Linked DNA regions of Homo sapiens: region 2 is linked to region 1. Evidence: read pairs that join two places in POLR2A ChIA-PET (ENCODE). Cell type or tissue: GM12878. All regions are shown on one strand. Region 1 overlaps CYTH1 (cytohesin 1). Region 2 overlaps USP36 (ubiquitin specific peptidase 36).

Region 1 (5,000 bases):
TGCATGGAAACGAGGCCCCCTGTCAGTTACTGTGGAAGAGGCCCCCTGTCAGTTACTGTGGAAGACACAATGCTGAAAAGACATGGTTTCGGCCCTCCAAGAGCTCATGTGTTACTATTCCTTTTAAAGAAAAAAGAAACAGGCAGCCCGTAAATGCCAAATAAATGCTGTCTGCAAGGTGCTATGCGGAGTGGGGCTCAGAGAAGAGCAGGGCCCAGGTTAGTCCAAGACGGTTCCACGCGAGAGCCTGGGAGAGGGCAGTCCAGGCAGAGGTGGAAAGGGCAACACAAGGGACAGAGTCTGGAAGAGCAAGCTCCAGGCAGACTGTGGTGCCTTTGAATTTGACACCGAGACAGGTGGATTCTATTCTGCTGTTGAGTTGGGCGAGAGATAAAGAAGCTCTTCTGGAAGAGCAAGAAGCGGCAGCCAGGCGCCATGAGAAAGAAAAGGGACTGGAAGCTTTGCGTAGTCTTCACTGCACCGCGGTCTGCACTCCTGTTCAGAAGCGGTAGCAAAGAAATAAGTGGTTTTTTGCCCTACTCCAACTCACACCTTCAACTACCATCCTTATCCAGCACTAATTCCCCAAACCACTACTGACTTCCCATCCTCTTTCCAGTTCTCTCTCTCAGGCTCAAGGACAGGTGCAACCAGAAAGTGACCCTCTGACAAGCGTGCAAGGGCAATGTGCATCAATCATTTTATTTCTAAAGCGGAAAATGAGGCACAAGGAATACATTCAAATCTCGCAGTTTCATCAGCATCCCAAACCCACGAATTCACAATGCTGCTCAAAGGTCCTCTCTGCCCATGAGGCGTCCCCAAACCCCAAATCACCTGGGCCACAGGCTCCAAGCACCACAGACATGATAAGCATAAAGCTTTTAGGCGAGTCAGCATTCTCAATCTCCCCTCCTTCTGTGTCCCATGAAAACAGAGGCCTGGGGTTTTTTTTACTTTTTTCTTTAAATTCTATTCCACTCCTTACACTTAAAAATGCCTCATTATTCTTTAGTAAATGCTAGGAGCATAAAATCTTCTTCAAAGAAGCAAAAACTGGCATCTGTTCCTGCTCTGAGAAGTCCTTGAAGATCTCTTGAAAGGAAGGTCATTTCTACCTGCACCTCAAAATAGAAACAAACTGGCTCCCTGTTCCAGACATCACCCTTACCAGAGTTGCCCCGAGTCCGGGTTTGCAAAAGTTTGGGAGAGGTGTAAGAAGGAGCTGACTAGGGCACCAGCCTTCCAAGTCGCGGGAAGGTCCAGGATACTGGCCCCCTGCCTCCACCTACCAGCAGGGCAAGGCTGGAGCAGGCACGGCCGACCCAAGCCTCCTGGCGAGTGCATCCTTCTGGTGCCAACTCAGTGTGTTAGGAGGGCAGGCTTCTTCTTCTCTGTCTTGGCTGCTCTCATGAGGCTGCTCTTGGACCGTCCCCTATCTCCTGCCCATGCAGGGGGCAGAACTGTAGGAGGAAGAAAGACGAGACCTATGGCAGGGGCAGCCAAGGAGAGCAGTGAGGAGGAGCAGAAGGCAGGCCAAGCTCTGCACCTTTGAGATCCAGGGCAGCACACCCACTCCAGAACTAGCTGAAGAGGTGCTGACCCATGAGAGGGCAGTGAGTCCCTGATATCATGCAGGTGTCCTATGGCCTCCCTCCACGACAAATGGATGCCCACCTCTAGGTGGCACGATATAGTCAGTTTCTCTGGACAAACTCTATTCTACCCCAAACACTGGTAAATCCTCCCCAAGCCAGGCTGGTTCCTGCAGCAGGGCCAGCCTCTCATCTAGACAGGAAAAAGAAACATGGAAAACAAAGGGGACCTGAGCAAAGGTAGAAAGACCCCAGTAATCAAAGTTCTCGTACATACACCACGATGTTTAAAAACATTATTTACGCCGGGTGCAGTGGCTCACTCCTGTAATTCCAGCACTTTTGGGGGCCGAGGTGGGTGGATCACTTGAGGTCAGGAGTTTGAGACCAGCCTGACCAACATGGTGAAACCCCATCTCTACTAAAAATACAAAATTAGCCAGGTGTGGTGGCACATGCCTGTAATCCCTGCTACTTGGGAGGCTGGTATTACAAGAGAATCACTTGAACCAGGGAGGCAGAGGTTGCAGTGAGCCAAGACCACGCCATTGCACTCCAGCCTGGGTAATGAGAGCGAAACTCCATCTCAAAAAAAAAAAAATTATTTACATTACCAACATGATGTTTACAGAAATATAATAAAAAGGATATTAAACTTCACATGGGAAAAAATATATATGACAATAGTCAGAAAAATATGAAAGGGAGAAAGGGTAACGTGAGGGTGTAGCTACCTGAGATTAAAGCACGTGAGGCTTTGGTAATTGAAACTGCAACGGAAGAAAAAGACCAGAAAACAAACTCAAGAAATACTGAAACACACACGTAGCACTTTGAATCGGTAAAGAAAAATAGGATTATTCAGTCAAGGGTGCTGAGCAAATAAATAGCCAGCTAGCCATTTGGGATAAAACTAAGCTGAAATGAATTCTAGCTTAATCAAAGATGTTAATGTAAAATAAAACCTGAATAATTCTAGAATAGAGCATGAATTAGTATAGTCATAATATTGGTGAGTCTGCTCATTTGCGACATGAAAATGAAAAGCTTCTGAGTGAAAAATAATATCCCATAAGCTAAAAGGTAAACAACTAGGACAATAAATTCACAAAACATATGACAAAGGGTTAATATCTTTTTTTAAATTAATTAACTTATTATTTTTAGAGAGAGGGTCTCACTCTGTACCCAGGCTGGAGTGCAGTGGTGTGATCATAGCTCACTGCAGCCTCAAACTCCTGGCCTCAAGCGATACTCCCACCTCAGCCTCCAGAATAGCTGGGACTATAAGTATGTGCCACACCTGGCTAGGGTTAATTTATTTAAGTCACAAAGAAAGCAGCATAAAAATTAGTAAAGCAAAGATGAATACAATGAGCAAAGGATATAAAAGACAGATTACAAAAAGAGAAATACAAATGGTCACACAGAAGAAGATGCTCACAGTCACTATGTGTTTAATGCAAATTAAAACATGAATAACATACCATTTTCCATTAGTCTGGCAGGAATCAGAATGCCAGATGAGACGAAATACTGTCAGGGGAGTGGGCTACACAGGCAGTCTCCCGTGCTGCTGGGAGAGTGTAAACTGGTACAACCTTTTGGCACTAGCAAAACATAAAGAGCACACACCTTTTGATTTGATTTGAATCAAACTTATGAATTTGATTCTTAAATTCCACTTAAGAGTGGATATGCTCCCCAAATTCCAAAAATTTTAAACTACCTAAAAACTACTTGGTAATTTAAAAGAATGAGGTGATTTGTAAATGCTAACATGAAAAGATCTCTAAGACACATCTGGTGAAACAGGATGGCACAGAATACCTTCTCACAAGTAACACCTACGCTTGCTAAACACACAGGGAGCTTCTGAGAAGGACACACTTGAAACTGCTAGCAGGAATCACCTTTCAAAGCAAGGACTGTGGAAAGAGAGTGGGGGAGGCCTGGACTCTTCCTCTTCTGCCTATCTGTATATCTGGATCCACAACTAACACAAAATTTGATGTTGAAGTTTTTATTCAAAGAAAATACAGAAATGCCCCCAGCCACTTATATTTGCTCAGACTGGCCCAATATTTCTATTATAGAAGAAACATCCTTGGATTCTGTTTTAATGCCCATGAAGTGCCTGTTGTAACTACACCCATTCTGCTGTGATTTCGTATGTGGTCTCTCGTCTGAATTCTGTGACTCAGAATCCCAATTCTTCACAGAAAACACAAAGGGAAAGAGACTTTAGACACCAGAAGGAAAGGCGTCAATAGTCACTGACTAGGCCGGGCGCGGTGTCTCACGCCTTTAATCCCAGCACTTTGGGAGGCTGAGATGGGCGGATCACGAGGTCAGGAGATCAACACCATCCTGGCTAACACGGTGAAACCCCATCTCTACTAAAAATACAAAAAAAAAAAAAAAAAAAATTAGCCGGGCATGGTGGCGGGTGCCTGTAGTCCCAGCTATTCTGGAAGCTGAGGCAGGAGAATGGTGTGAACTCGGGAGGCAGAGCTTGCAGTGAGCCGAGATCACGCCACTGCACTCCAGCCTGGGCGACAGCGAGACTCCGTCTCAAAAAAAAAACAACAGTCACTGACTCAAAAAAAGAAATTCACTGCATCTTTTTTTAGGTCAGAAATTGAGCTTCCATGATTCCTCTGTAGAGGAAGGAAGAACATGATACAAGTTACGAAATTATTATTATTATTTTTTTGTTTTTGAGATGGAGTCTCGCTCTGTCGCCCAGGCTGGAGTGCAGTGGTGCAATCTCAGCTCACTGCAAGCTCCGCCTCCTGGGTTCACGCCGTTCTCCTGCCTCAGCCACCCGAGTGGCTGGGACTACAGGCGCCCGCCACCACGCCCGGCTAATTTTTTGTATTTTTAGTAGAGATGGGGTTTCACCGTGTTAGCCAGGAAGGTCTCGATCTCCTGACCTTGTGATCTGCCTGCCTCGGCCTCCCAAAGTGCTGGGATTACAGGTGTGAGCCACCGCGCTCGGCACGAAATTATCTTCTTAAGGAAGAAGTGAATGTGCTAGGGAAAGTCCTCACACACCAGCTGATCTACAGGAAAGCAGAATTTGACTTTTCTGTCTCCATTTTTCCCCTAGTGTATTACCTAGGGCTACAGAATCAACGCATCACATAGTCAGGAGAAAAACAAAAAGGTAACTTGGAATATATGAAGGCAGGAGATCAGCATAACTCAACAGTGGCTGTTGAAACTTAAAATCCTGGCTGATTTGGACTCAGTTTTCAGAGTCCTTCCCAGGAGCCACAGCAATGGCTTTCATTTGCAGAACTGACCAGGGCTAGACTAGATAACTTCTAAGGCACCTCATGGCTTTAAGAGTCTGTGATTACACTACTGTTAGTGACTCTGTCCCAGGTAATTACTTAATGG
Region 2 (5,000 bases), 110 kb after region 1:
GCTCCGTGCCACGTGCACAGTGGACCCTCGTCAGAACAAACACCCCTTAGGATCCTCAACTCTTCAAATGCCATGTGCTAGGAGGGGGAGACCACAGCCAAAGCCCACTTAGGGGTCACTCAGGATCCAGTGGGGTGCAGGAAAAAAAGGCCACAACGTCTCTTCATATGTTCCAAGATAGTAAGATGCACTAATATTTCACAGTGATACTGGCCCATGGGACCGGTATTGGAAGGAAGACCAGGCGTTCCCCTTGAAGGGATGGCCATGGCTGCCTTACTCACACGCTTGCTGCTGACATGCTGCAACAAACTGCAGCTTACCTGTGCCAGGTTACGGGGATTTACAGATATTATCTAGTTTTAACTAAATTAATCCTCACAAAGTTGGCAACTGGCTCAAAAAGATCCTGCAGAGAAACCAAGAATGGAAGGCAGCTCTACAGTGGAAGAGCCCTGACAGGCCTGGGATAGCAGAGTCTTACTGCCAAAACCATGAGACGAAAACAACAGCCATCTAGTCAAATCTTACTGAAAGTCCACCCAGAACCACCTCAAAATTACCAAGGTCACCACTGGAAATAGGGGCTACAATTAGCCATCTCAACAATGTGCTTCTGCAGGGCACGGTGGCTCATGCCTGTAATCTCAGCACTTTCGGAGGCAGAGGCAGGCAGATCACCTGAGGTCGAGAGTTCAAGACCAGCCTGGTCAACATGGTGAAACTTCGTCTCTACTAAAAATACAAAATTAGCCAGGCGTGGTGGCGGGCACCTGCAGTCCCAGCTACTTGGGAGGCTGAGGCAGGAGACTCTCTTGAACACAGGAGGCGGGGGTTGCAGTGAGCCGAGATTGCACCACTGCACTCCAGCCTGGGCGACAGAACGAGACTCCATCTCCAAAAAACGCCCCCAAACAATGTGCTGCTTCATCTCAACAACTATGCCTTGATAATTAACCTTTGCTGCTATGAAGCCATCGCAATTAGCAAGATGTTTACAAACACTTCCCACTGCATGGCCATCTTGTGTTCTTTTTTTTATGTTTTTTTGAGACGGAATCTTGTTCTGTTGCCCAGGCTAAAGTGCAGTGGTGTGATCTCAGCTCAATGCAACCTCTGCCTCCCAGGTTCAAGTGATTCTCCTGCCTCAGCCTCCCAAGTAGCTGGGATTACAGGTGTGAGCCACCGTGCCCAGCCAGTAGCAGTCACTTCTATAGCACTCCCTCTTTGCGGGCTGCTACTCCAGGCACTTGACTCACTCAGAATTTATCGGAGCCTCACGCAACTCTGTAAGGAAGACAGTCTCATTCTTCCATAGACCAGGGACATTCTCAAAAACTCACAGTTACTAAGGGGCAAACTGGGAAGCAAACCCTACAGGCCAGGCTCCTGAGCTGTGTTTTCAACTGCTCTGCTCCCTCCAGAATTCTACTTAGAGATTTTCTGCGATGAAAACATCCTGCATTCCTAGGATAAACATAAGTTGCTTACAGTTTTTTAGAAACTGTGTCATTTGGTAGTATTTTCCTACAATTTTTATATCTATGTTCGTGAAGAAGTTGTGGTTATCCATTTTCTTTCTCGCATTTTCCTTATTATTGTTATCCGAGTTATAGGAACTTTATAGAATGAGCTGGGAAAGATTCTCTCCTCCTCTATTCTTTGGAAGAACGTGTAAAGGATTGGAATTGTTTCTTAAAAGTTACATAGAAATTGGCTGGGCACAGTGGTTCACACCTGTAATCCCAGCACTTTAGGAGGCCAAGGCGGTTGGATCACCTGAGGTCACGAGTTCAAGACCAGCCTGACCAACATGGTAAAACCCCATCTCTACTAAAAATACAAAAATTAGCCAGGCGTGGTGGCGTGCGTCTATAGTCCCAGCTATTTGGGAGGCTGAGACAGGAGAATTGCTTGCACCCAGGAGGCGGAGGTTGCAGTGAACTGAGATCACACCACCGTACTCCAGCCTAGGCAACAGAGTCCGTCTCAAAAAAAAAAAAAAGTTACACAGAAATAACATTGTCTCTGCTTGGGGTTTTTTATGGGAAGATTTTTAACCAATGCTTTAATTTCTTTAATAGTTAAAAGACTCTTCACTTTCTATTTCTTTCAGTTTTGGTAAGTTATATCTTATTTCACCTCTATTTTAATCAAATAGAGCACACCACCACATCCAGCTAATTGTTTCGATTTGTTTTTTGTGTGTGTGAGATGGAGTCTTGCTCTGTCACCCAGGCTGGAGTGCAGCGGCATGATCTTGGTCAGCTCACTGCAACCTCCACCTTCTGGGTTCAAGCAATTCTCCTGCTTCAGCCTCCCGAGCAGCTGGGATTACAGGTGCACCCCATCACGCCTAATTTTTATATTTTTAGTAGAAACCGGGTTTCGCCATGTTGGCCAGGCTGGTCTCCAACTCCTGACCTCAAGTGATCTGCCCACCTCTGCCTCCCACAGGTGTGAGCCACCGTGCCCGGCCTTGATTTGTTTTTGTAGAGATGGGATCTTGCTGTGTTGTCCAGGCTGCACGTTTTATAATACACATAAGATATGCTGATACAACAACAGATGCATAAAACAATTGGGCTAGGCATGGTGGCTCACACTTATAATCCCAGCACTTTGGGAGGCTGAGATGGGAGGATCATGTGAGCCCAGGAGTTCAAGACTACAACGAGTTGTGATGGAGCCACTGCATTCCAGCCTGGGTGTCAGAGCAAGATACTGTCTCTAAAAAAATAATATTTGTATATATATATATATATATATTTTGGAAGTATCTTTTGAAAACGTTTCTGTCTGGGTAATTATTTACAGAAAAGCTTGGCGAACACAGCCCCACCTGACCGATTCACCTTCATGGCCCATTCTGCAGCAGGCATGATTCAAATTTAGGTTTCATCAGTTACTATACATTATGAACTACCCTCCTAAATTTGACCCAGACTGAGAGCAGCAGTGCCACAAGTGCATGGGCTTATCTAATCCAGAGGACCCACAGCCACCCCACTGCTGCAAACCCACACTCACAGCTGCGAGCATGCTCCTTGGAGAGCAGGTAGTTGGCTAGAGGTGGTGTGTAGGTCAAGCACTGGATGGTGGCATTGAGAAAGCAGGTGTTGCCAAGGTTGTGGAGTCCTGCGCCCACGCGGAAGACCCGCTCCCACCTCAGAGACAGTCGCTCCGTGGGGAAAAGCACTTTCTGCGGGGCTGGGACTCCGTCACCACAGCTCTCATACGTGTGCTCACTGCCTGAGGAAGAAAGGGACAAGGGAAGAAAAGAGGAAGACGTAAGTCCACACACAGGTCGTCCACAAAAAGAAACTCCTGAAGCATACACTTAGCATGCAGTGACTCGGAACATGGCACCAGAGAAGAACTGGTGTTCTGGTTTACAGGACATTCCTGGAAAGCTCAGGAGTAAACCCAGCCATCCCACGGACCTCCTAGGCTGCTTGGCTAAAGAATTCAAGGGCCCCTCTATAGATGGAGGACACAGCTCAGAGACTGAGTGGCGGAAGGAGCCAGGCCTGGCACTCTGCACCACACTGTGCCCACATGCAGCCCACCCCATTTCTCTTTCTTAGTTCCAAGCCTGACTTTCGACTGTATTATACTTGGGATAGGGGGACAGCAAGTCCAAGGACCCACCAAGTACACAGATCCACCAAGCACACAGATTTCCTTGCTACCAACCCTGTATCATTACTTCTATAACTGAAATCCACTGACCCCATGTAAAAATTCATAACTCTTTGACCACATTCTCTTGTTTTTCCTACTAATTAGTCAATATTTAAGTCCATCCACTTCGTCACCCCGGAGTGAGGGCCTCTCTGCCAGCACACTGCACATCTGTACCCTGTCTCCTGGCCGGTGGGTCATCTCCACTCTTGTGGCGACTAGCTCCCTCTGTTTTGGGGTTGAGCAACACATATTTGCTCTTTAAGGCCTCCAGCTGGTAGGAGAAGCTCTTGCTGGCTGGCTCGAACTCGATTTTCTGTAAAAGGACCTTCTTGGCAGAGGAGGCAAGAAGCTTCCCCAGTTCTCCATCATCAGCCGAGTCCTTGCGGCCGGGTTTCAGGGCCTCCTTCAACTTATCCACTATTGGCATGGTGCATCACTGTGGGGACAAGAAGAAACATAGAGCCATAGATAACGAAATCCCGGGACAAAAACATCTCTTAAGATCTCCTCTTTGGTCATTATGGATGCTAGCCACCACAAAAGCTCCCCTGGATCAGTGATCCCCTGGATCAGCTGCACAAAGGAAACAGGGAGACCCAGCACTAATCACTTGGACATATTAGTTCACATTTCCCCCACAAAAAGATAAGATGCCACTACAAATAGAGGTGAGCAGACAACAGTGGCCCTGAGGCAGCCAGACAGCCCCTGCCATGTGCATCTCTTCATCAGATACTCATCAAGTGGCTCTGGACATCATTCTTGGTGCCATTTCCTTCCAAAGGTCATCACGTGGTCCAAATGTCTGCTCCAAAACAGGGGCACACTAATTCTCACATACAAACTGGTTATACACACACGGACACACACACACACACACACAAACGGACACACACACACACACCCACGCAATAAATGAATTAGCATGCAGGTCAGATGAGCATGCATGTCTGTACAGACCTGCACTCTTCAATATGAAGGCCACAGGCCACACGTGGCTACTGAGCATGTGAAATGAGGCTAGTCCAGGTTGAGAGGTGCTATAAGTGTAAAATGCACACCAGATTTTGAAGAGAAATACTCACTAGTATAAGAAGAGAATGTAAAACATCCCAGTAATTTTTAGATCAGTTACCTGTTGAAATGGTAATATTTTATATATATTGAGTTAAATAAATTATGAAAATGAATTTCACCTGCTTCTTTTTAATGTGGCTACTATAAAATTTTAAATTATATTTGTGGCTTGTATTAATCTCCATTACACAGTGCTTGGAGTACAAATTATCTTTTTAAAAGTGAGGAAGGAGAAG

The links. Peaks named below come from ENCODE experiments on the same cell type or tissue, not always from the same donor. Only the 100,000 strongest peaks of a DNase experiment are listed, where the experiment ranks them.
Region 2: POLR2A ChIA-PET joins it to region 1 with 8 read pairs; 6 of 35 experiments call an interaction of 5 or more read pairs at or near these places.

The regions. Positions count from the first base shown.
Region 1 is chr17:78,726,366-78,731,365 of GRCh38, forward strand. All of the region lies in intron 1 of CYTH1 (cytohesin 1), which reads right to left. Among named protein-coding and RNA genes, the nearest start is that of CYTH1, 53 kb to the right of the region's middle. RefSeq lists a silencer at 4,618-4,697. In GM12878, a CTCF peak has its summit at 1,678 (motif pointing right); no DNase peak of the experiment used is centred here; H3K4me3 peaks cover 3,921 bases; H3K27ac peaks cover 4,935 bases.
Region 2 is chr17:78,832,250-78,837,249 of GRCh38, forward strand. USP36 (ubiquitin specific peptidase 36) reads right to left here. Exons shown (of 21, transcript NM_001385174.1): 3 at 3,862-4,123; 4 at 3,031-3,252. The coding sequence starts at 4,114. Among named protein-coding and RNA genes, the nearest start is that of USP36, 6.1 kb to the right of the region's middle. In GM12878, no CTCF peak of the experiment used is centred here; no DNase peak of the experiment used is centred here.